Linked DNA regions of Homo sapiens: region 1 is linked to region 2. Evidence: chromatin contacts called from ENCODE Hi-C data. All regions are on one chromosome and are shown on one strand. Each heading gives the region's core, a stretch centred on a gene start or an enhancer-like site at or near the end of the contact. The rest is flanking DNA. Distances are from core to core; before and after follow the strand shown.

The links. A loop is a pair of places that touch in the nucleus more often than their neighbours do. Pooled maps may share reads with other maps.
Region 1: a map of PC-9 shows a loop between it and region 2 (4-fold over the local background). The contact joins two enhancer-like sites. A Hi-C loop is called at or near these places in 1 of 168 maps with a recorded cell type or tissue (PC-9), 1 of 37 single-sample maps with no recorded cell type and 11 of 50 pooled maps.

Annotation. Positions count from the first base shown.
Region 1 is chr3:189,946,095-189,950,422 of GRCh38, forward strand. No RefSeq gene overlaps it. Among named protein-coding and RNA genes, the nearest start is that of MIR944, 120 kb to the left of the region's middle. Within about 2 kb of position 2,022, at least 3 of the 41 ENCODE cell types and tissues checked have a DNase peak (open chromatin) inside an H3K27ac peak, as active enhancers do.
Region 2 is chr3:188,954,673-188,959,109 of GRCh38, forward strand. No RefSeq gene overlaps it. Among named protein-coding and RNA genes, the nearest start is that of TPRG1-AS1, 9.3 kb to the left of the region's middle. RefSeq lists silencers at 1-162, 2,528-2,822 and an enhancer at 2,478-3,012. Within about 2 kb of position 2,344, at least 2 of the 41 ENCODE cell types and tissues checked have a DNase peak (open chromatin) inside an H3K27ac peak, as active enhancers do.

The DNA of each region.
Region 1 (4,328 bases), core at 772-3,271, 990 kb after region 2:
CACCTGAGGGAAGAATGGCTCAGGCATAAACAACAGTAAATGCAAAGCCCTGAGGCTGGAGCATGCTAGGCAACAGGCATGTTCTAGGAAGAGTAAGGAGGCCAGTGCCACTGCAGCCAACTAAGCAAGGGGAGAGTATATAGGATATAAGAACAGAGAGGTAGCTGCCTCAGGTCTTGGTGGCTGTTCTAATGACTTAGCCAATGAGATGCAAAACCAATGAAAGATGTTTGAGCAGAGGAATGACATAAGCTAATTTATGTTTAAAAGGATACCGCTGGCTTTTTGGTTGAGAATACACCGAAAGAGGACAAGAGTGGAAGCAAAAAGAAAAGTTAGGAGGACACTGCAGTAATTCAGCAGAGAGATAGATGATGGTGGCTTAGACGAAGATGGTGAGAGTGGTGATGGCACAAAGTCCACTACCATGGACAGCAGAAGACATGAATATAAACTCAATAATGAGGGGTGTGAGAAGGGTAAGGAAGGGTGGGTCTGGACTACTCTGCAGAGAGACCGAACTTAGCCTAGGAGTACATGGCATCAGAGAAGGCTTCCTAGAGGAAGAAATATTCCAGACCTAAGCCACAACATGATGTAGAGTGACCAACTGTCCAAGTTTGGTTTTCAGACCCCTCGGTCCCAGGGAAAGTGGGATGGGTGACCACCCACGGTCGGAGTTTCCTGGTGAAACCAGAGTGGTGGTGGGAGGACAGTGTTTTCAGCAGAGAGAATTGAATGTAAACATCTGAGAGACAAGAGAGGGCCATGCTACAGGGTAGGGAATAAAGAGGAGGAAAGTGGCAGCATGCAGGGTTGAGGAGGTAGGCAAGGGCACCAGCGTACGGCGAGGAAGCCAGAAGATCGCTGGGATTTGTTTCTACATCATTGGAAGGGTTTTAAGCAAGGAGTGTTAGCACTAACAACTCAGTGTTACCTGTCACCTCTGTTAATTTACCTGTAGAAGAGCTATTACAAGTAATTTATAAGTTTTCAGGTAAAGAAAAAGATGACAAGCAAGAAATCACTAAACAGAGTAGGAAATACATTTATACGAAAACATTCCAGCTAAGTGTTCAGTTGCTACTTGGGAGTCCTTCTGTGTAATAAGGTCAAATTCCCTATGAAACTAGTTGATGTTTTCCCTCGTTTCTCTGCTTGCATCACTGACATCATTATTTTCTTAGGCTCAACAGCTCAGAGACATAATTTTTATCTTTTCTTCTTGGTGACTCTGACAGCCTCCAAGTTCTGATTTGTTTTTCCTTCAGGATGTCTCTGCTTAGTCCTTTACCCGCAAGTTCCACGGCTGCCAGCCTGCCTCAGGCTTCCTCACATGTGCCTTGGCAGTGGTGGACTAAGCTAGGCAATCAGTAGGATTGGATACCCCTGGGTGCAGGCAATGACGAGGTGTTGTCTTTAGAGGTCTAAAACCAATACAAAACCAATTCGAAATTAGCCTGCCTTGTATTATTTCTATGTGCCAGCAACTATAGACAATGACAAAGATAAAATCTCCTTCCCACTGGGGCAGACTACTCCCAAATTCCCTCCCACTCAACTCTTGATTAGTGTAACATTTGCTTTATTGGTATCCCTGACAATTGACCTTTTTTCCTCCAATCCTTCTCAGGCTGACTTTGTTAATCTAACAACTACAATCTATAACCACCTGTGTCGAGCTCTCCCAAACTTCAGAATCCTCCCTGAGGTTTACAGGATCAAGCCCCAATGCCTCAGTTTAGCTTTCGATCAAGCCCTCGGTAACCTGTAGGTAGCCTAACAGCTGTGACTTTTCCTTTTAATTTCACATCCCAAACCCTCTTTTCCAGAGGAGTCTATGTTACAAATTTATGGTTTCCTGCTGCAGTAGCAGGGAGGAAAACCAGTTTTGGATCCCAGCAGTACTAGTGACTGTGTGAGCTTAAGCTAGTCACTTTCCCTCTAAAAGCCTTGATTTTCTCATAGTAAAATTAGGATAATAATACCTATAGAGCTGAAGTCACAGGATTACAGCAAGGGCAAAATGACATCATGGTTGTGAAAGCAGCTACCCGTGTGAGCCACGATGACTATTATAAGCAGTAGAGGTAAGTAATACTTGTCAGGGTAGTGGTTGTCAACAATTAGTGTTGATATTCATGGCAATGCATGACTTACTGATTTTTTTAATGTTGTCTATTTTATCTTTTATATATTTTATCTTTACCACTCCATATCATACTCGTCATTTAAGAAACAACTCTAGACTAACTTCCTGCCAAATACTTCCTGGGTCACACTAGCCTACCGAACTGAACTCTGCTGTCCTCAAAAACCTCCAAAACATATACCCTTTGCATTCAGGCATGTACCACATGTATCATTTCATATCATGTTCCCACCTGGACTATAAATGCAACATCTCATGCTTGTTTAGCATTTCTCTAAATGCTGAGAACATAGTAGATGTTAAATCAAGACTTGCTAAAATGAACGAATGAATGAATGCATAGAGGCATCTTTCTTTTTTATTTTTAACCCCTCACAGCAAAATATGCTAATAGTGCCCTCTGCTGCTGACTAACGATTCTGTTTTTTACACAGTTGAAAAGCAAGTGACAGAAAGCTCAGTAAAAGGAAATAGGTAAAAATTGTGTCTTTCAAGGTGCTTGGCACAAACAAAGTAGCTGTAATGTCACAGTGCAGACAGAAAGCTAGGCTGTCAGAAGGACCAAATGAGGTGGCTGCAGACAAGACAAGCCTCTCTTTTCTGGACTGCTGATTGACAACCAGCTTGGAGTTCAAACACTCTCAATTTTGTAATTTTGTAACAAGTTTCTCTTCTCCTGTGCCCCTGCCCTAGCAATAAGTGTGTTATATATGATCAGACTATTTCTAAATGTAACTGTATGAAAATTAACCTTGAAGGTTCTGAGGTTGATCAAGGGATAATGCACTAAAAAAAAAAAAGTCATGAGAGCAGGTGAAATATTGCCAGAGAATTCACAGTCCTATTCATTTTCCTTCATTTTAGGTGTTCTGATATAGTCACAAGTCATTGTCTTTTAATGATTACCTGCTATGTGTTCGGCTCTCTTTTTATAATCTCAATTAATCTTTCTTCTTTTCTTTCTTACTCTTTTTCTTTCTTTCTTTTTCTTTCTTCTTTCTCTTTCTTCTTTGTTTCTCCTTTCTTTCTTTCCTTTCTCCTTCCTTCCTTCCTTCCTTCCTTCTTTCCCTCTTCCCTTCTCTTCCCCTTCCCTCCCCTCCCCTCCCCCACTCCCTGCCCCTCTCCTCCCGTCCCCTCCCCTTCCCTTCCTGACAGTATCTCCATATGTTGCCGAGCCTGGTCTCAAACTCCTGGCCTCAAGTGATCCTCCAGCCTTGGCCTCCTAAAGTGCTCAGATTACAGGCATGAGCCATCATGCCTGGCCAATGAAATCTCTAGATAACTTATGAAATAGATATTACCAGCCTTTTCTTTATAGATAAAGACACTGAACAGATGTGCGTTAAAGGCCAGTAAAAGGCAGAAAGGGCTGCAAGTCCATGGTAACACAGTCTGCACTCTTCTCTGCAATTCCATAGCTTCTCAGTGTGGTCTGCCGCTCTAGGAGTCAGAGGAGCTGGTTTTGAGTCCATATTTCTACCACTAACATTTCAGTAAAGTTGAGTAACTCACATTTCTCCACCTCTAAAATAAAGGGCATAAGGTCAGGTGCTTTCTAAGGTCCCTTCCAACTTGGAGTCAGTTGTTTGCAGTGTCGTTCACTTGCTAAGCTATAAATACAAAGCACAATTGTGGCTATGATTCTTCCTTGGGGTCCCTACCATGGACTTGATCTTCCCTGTTTAGCCTGCTCTGATGAGTTAAACGTTGACCTCAGATCAATAATGAAAAGCCCTCTGTGCTGACGTTGATGGTCATTCAAATATCATTCTATTTAATTTGTAAATCCTTCTACACATAAATGACATGTTTTGACCACAGAGTTCAAGGCATGATAGTTTATTTCATGCTGATTCTGAAGGTAGGGCAGTTTTCAGTTTTGGCACGCCAATTTGTCACATTTGACATTTTTGACAATCAGCCTTTAGCTGGTAAGTGGCTTGGTGGGCAACGTGTCCCTAGTTAATAGGCACACCCCGATAGCTCACAGTCTCCGGGGACAGCCATCTCTGCAGCATGCCTAGCCTTTGAAGCGGCTCACGCGTTCTTCAAAGCAAACTTTCTGGTACAGGGAGCAACATCTGATGTACTTTTATTACCCTTAGAGACAAAAAAAACATCACTCAGAAGCCAAACGTCTGCAAGGAAAAATCTGTACCCTGTGCTTAGCCCTGCG
Region 2 (4,437 bases), core at 1,094-3,593:
TGAGCTGTCTTTTAGGTCAGTCCAGAAGGACTCAGATTCACACCAAACTTAAGTGGCTGGTGAATGAGGCTCAGATTGTCCTCCCAGTTTCCCACTGCCATCCCCAATCCTGCTCCAAGAGCGCCCTCTGCTGGAATGGAGCAGGAGCCAACATCCTCAGCCATCTTGGAAGTGGGGCCAACTGGAACTCTGAAAGGATGAAAAGTACCTCTGTTTAAATACAAGCTCCAAATAAGACAGATCAAGTCTACAATGTCTTCTTGACTTTTATTTCTCATTCCTTCTATTTCCATTTCTTTGACAACTTTTCTTAAGAGGATCACGATGTGGTGAAAAAATAGAATTTAAAGAGGGGAAATGTAATCCAGTGAAATGGGCATAAAACTAAGAATTCTGCCTTCTTTGAGAGGTTTAATTGCTGGGTTACAAAGAGTAATTTCTTGGAATAACTCAGTTTCTAGTCTCAGATTGTAATTACTCCTTCAGTTAGAAACCTTCTTCCATTCATTGCCTGCTAAATTAAGTCAACATTCTTTACTTAGCTTTCAAGGTATATTTGTATATGAATTTACAAATTCATAATATGTTATTTAGTTTGTACTTCATTTATCAAAGCTAATAGTATCTTTACTTTAAAAAAATTTTACTCTGATCTACTTTTTAGAAATTGAAAAGATATTGAAAACTTTAAAAGTACATTTGAATACCAAAGTCATATGTTTCACATTAAAAATCATGCTCAGCACTTAATCTGCTTATAATTTTGAACAAGTGGAAGACCCTGATTAAATAATTAGCTTTTGAACAGAAACAATAATTGATAGGTTGAATTCTATCTTTAGCACTGATGTTAGTCCTAACTTGTTGTTTAGGATTGAGACAAGGTAAAGCGACATAAAAGATTTGGGGGAGTTGATATAACCTTTAAAGTGTCATTTAGTCAAAGGAAGAAACAGTAGCTAGGAATATACCTATTGAATAAACATAGCAATATGGTAGATTCTAGTCCTAGACCCCTGTTTTACAGCTAGAATTATGCCAAAAAGTTGAAAAGTAAAGCTGGATGAAACCTTAGAGAAGACTCCGCCATCTTATAACTCAGATGGTGAAATGAGACCCAGAAAGAATAGTCTTCCCAAAGGCTCACGGTCAGTTATTATAGGAGCCTCATTTGGAATTTGAGTCATCCAATTCTCAATCCACTGTTCTTACCACTACCCAACACTACCTTTGTTTAACTGTCTTTCTTGCATAAAAAGGGACTTATAGGTGAGAGATTCTATAGTGCCATTGGGAGCTGCTGCCTGAATCTCCGTGTAATTTCAAAGAGTTTCCTAACTCAGACCCTGTCCCATTTCACTGTATCCTTAAGAGGCTGAGAAACGGGGCATTCAGATTCTTTCCCCATGCTGACTCTTCATTCTGTTTACACATGGGCCGGCCAGATGCTAGAGAAAAAAAAACAAACATTTGCAGCTGTTATCAGGGGTAGGATAGAGCACATGAGGTTCCCAAGTTTTGATCCAACACATCAGAACACACTTGATTTTTACTCTGGCTTGGAGTTTACTGCCTTCAGCTTCTTCTACAAAGCCTGAATGTTGCCATTTCATGTCAAAACCTGCACTGAGAGATGCCGATGGCTTCTTGAGCTAACTTCAGCCCATCACCGCAGTGGTCTAGATGACCAAGGAAGTGACTGCTTCATTACAGCTTGAGGGGACCCTCTTTCTTCATCCCCCACTTTCACTTTTTTTTTTTTTTTAAATGAAAAGGCCGATGGTTCTCCCAAGTAGCCAGAGGCCAGCAGGAGCACTAAGTAAGAGACAGCAAGAAGTGTTCTTAGTGAGAACAATGTGGACTTTGGAGTTATGTAAAACCCAATTTTAATCCTGGCCCAGCCATTGACTGGCAGTTTGATTTTGAGTTATTTAAGTTGGAACCTTATTTTTCTTGCTTATTTATTGAACTATTAATTGAAAAAGTGATTCTAGTCCTAGACCCCTATTTGACAGCTAGAGAAATGAGACATGAACTGATACATGCTCAGATAAATACATTTCTTACTCAGAGGATAATAGTCAATGATTAATAGTTTCCACTGAGACATCACAAATAAGAAATAGATTGAAATTACATTTGAAGGATCTAGGTTAGATATCAAAAACTTCCTTGGAAGGGAGCATCATGAAACCTCTATTTCTTAGAAATCTTTAAGAATATAATAGTCACACATGTTGAATGAGTTTAAATGAAGCATTACTTACCAGGATAGACGACCTCTCTAGTTTTTCCCCAGTTAAAAAATCCAAGACTTGGGTTCCTTCTTTCAAGAGGAGTAATGTAAAAAGTCTGACCCCTAGTGGTCATCGTCTCTGCATTGGACCTAAGGGAAAAAGGCCAAAAAGAATGATAACAACCAGACTTTGTTTTGGAATTAAAAACGAACCTTAGAAATGTGAGAGTCAAATTGTCTAATTCTAAAACAAGGGAACTTAGACCAAATGACTACAAATATTTCCCCAACACCAGCGACTCTGGAGTAAAGCTTGTTATGGAACTCAGGACCTTTTGCTGGTGCTCTGGGTTCAAGATCCAATCGCTTCATCTTCCAGAGTCTCCCACCTGGAATCAGCCTCTTGGTGACATAGAAACAGCAGGTATATGCTGATTCGACTTTCAGGGCACAGGATTCAGTCCGCATTCTTTCCTTTTCTTTCGTGATGAGGAGCACTTAATTGTTCAGTAGATGTAACTCTCTCTCAGGTAACCAACCTAAGTTCTCCATTCCCTTTGTACATTCTGACAGATGCTCATAGCATGCTAAGTGCTCATGGGTGGTAGGCTGCTTTCTAGTTTCCTGATGTCTGTCTTCTCCCATTAATCAAATCTGATGCATACAAAGAACCAGCTGATTTTTTCCTCAAACCCGTTTATGCTACTTTTATTAGTAAATGCAATTATATAATTTAAATATTATGCAAATAGATGAAATATAAGTATAAAAATAAAGAGACTGTGTCCATAAAAATTAAATTGATTGCTTTGGAAAGGCTCAAGAGGGAAGAATTGCTGAAAAAATGATCTAAAATTAGTTTGTGGATGAGATAACTGTAGAAGAATAACACAAAGATTAAAATCCAGAATAATTGTGCAAGTTTCTAAGGTTTTTATCTGCTACAAAGAACAAAAGAAAAGAAAACAAAAACAAAAATACCTGAAACTTCAACTAATAGAGGATGCATGATGGGAGTGATTTATTCAAGAAAAATGAGATGGAGCTTCACAAATGGAAAATGTGCACTTAAAGAGAGGCCTTGGCTCTACCTACTGGCAAGTGAAAGTCTTAAGTTAAAATATATGTATTTATATGATTCCTAGCTTTAGCCAAAATTTCTGATTAGCTGACACTGAACTGTAATAGGTGAAAGTATTTCTTTAGTATTAAGATTCAGATATCAGAGTGAGATCCAGGAAAACTGGTTTACTTAATATCTCCTGAGTGCTAATCTCCTGAGGATTTGGTCTTTCAACAATTCCTGTAAGATCCGTTTTTATTTCCATAAGTCTCCTTTTTGCAGGCACTTTCCGCAGATCCTTTTCCCCTTGACAGTAAGTAAGCTTTGTCTCTGAACTAGGCCCCAAGAATTCAGCTTTCAAACCCTCTGTTAAATTAATGTTTGTTCACTTTAGCAATTCAGTAATAGTCACTCAGGATCTAGAACAAGATCCAATGTTTGATGTCTTAAGATTTGAACAGTGTAGGGCCATATGTGGACACTATCAATATTACATCTTGCTTTTTCAAAATGTAAAAGCCATAAACATGGACACACTCGTTGTAGCCTTGTCTTCTGGGGAATGCATGTTATAGAAATAATATGCTGTGCAAAGATGTTCATTGCAGCATTATGTGTAATAGCAAATACACTAGAAGCAACTTAAATATTTAGCAACAAGGTAATCATTTTATTGTGATATTTTAGCCAAATACACTAGAAGCAACTTAAATATTTAGCAACAAGGTAATCATTTTATTGTGATATTTTGGCCAAGTATCATTTGGTGGTTATTGCTCGTCACTCATGTAGTAATTACAATGACTCTGTTGGAATGAAGGAAAAAAGTCCAAAAAAATAAGAACAGGCCAGACTTTGTTTTTGGAATTAGAAATGAACCTTGAAAATTTCATAGTCAAATTCTGTAATTCTAAAATATAACTATTATCAATAAGGAAAATTGTTCATGATAGTATTTTAAGTGAAGAAAGAAAAATACAAAATGGAATGAACTTCACAATTACCAACTTTGTAAATAAAGGTATGAAATGTATGAACGGGGAAAGATTTAAGGCTTTACCTTTTGCTAATTTTTCTTTTCTGTTTTATTCTTTCGATGATTGTAAAACCCCACATTATGCAATAATTCACCAGTTTT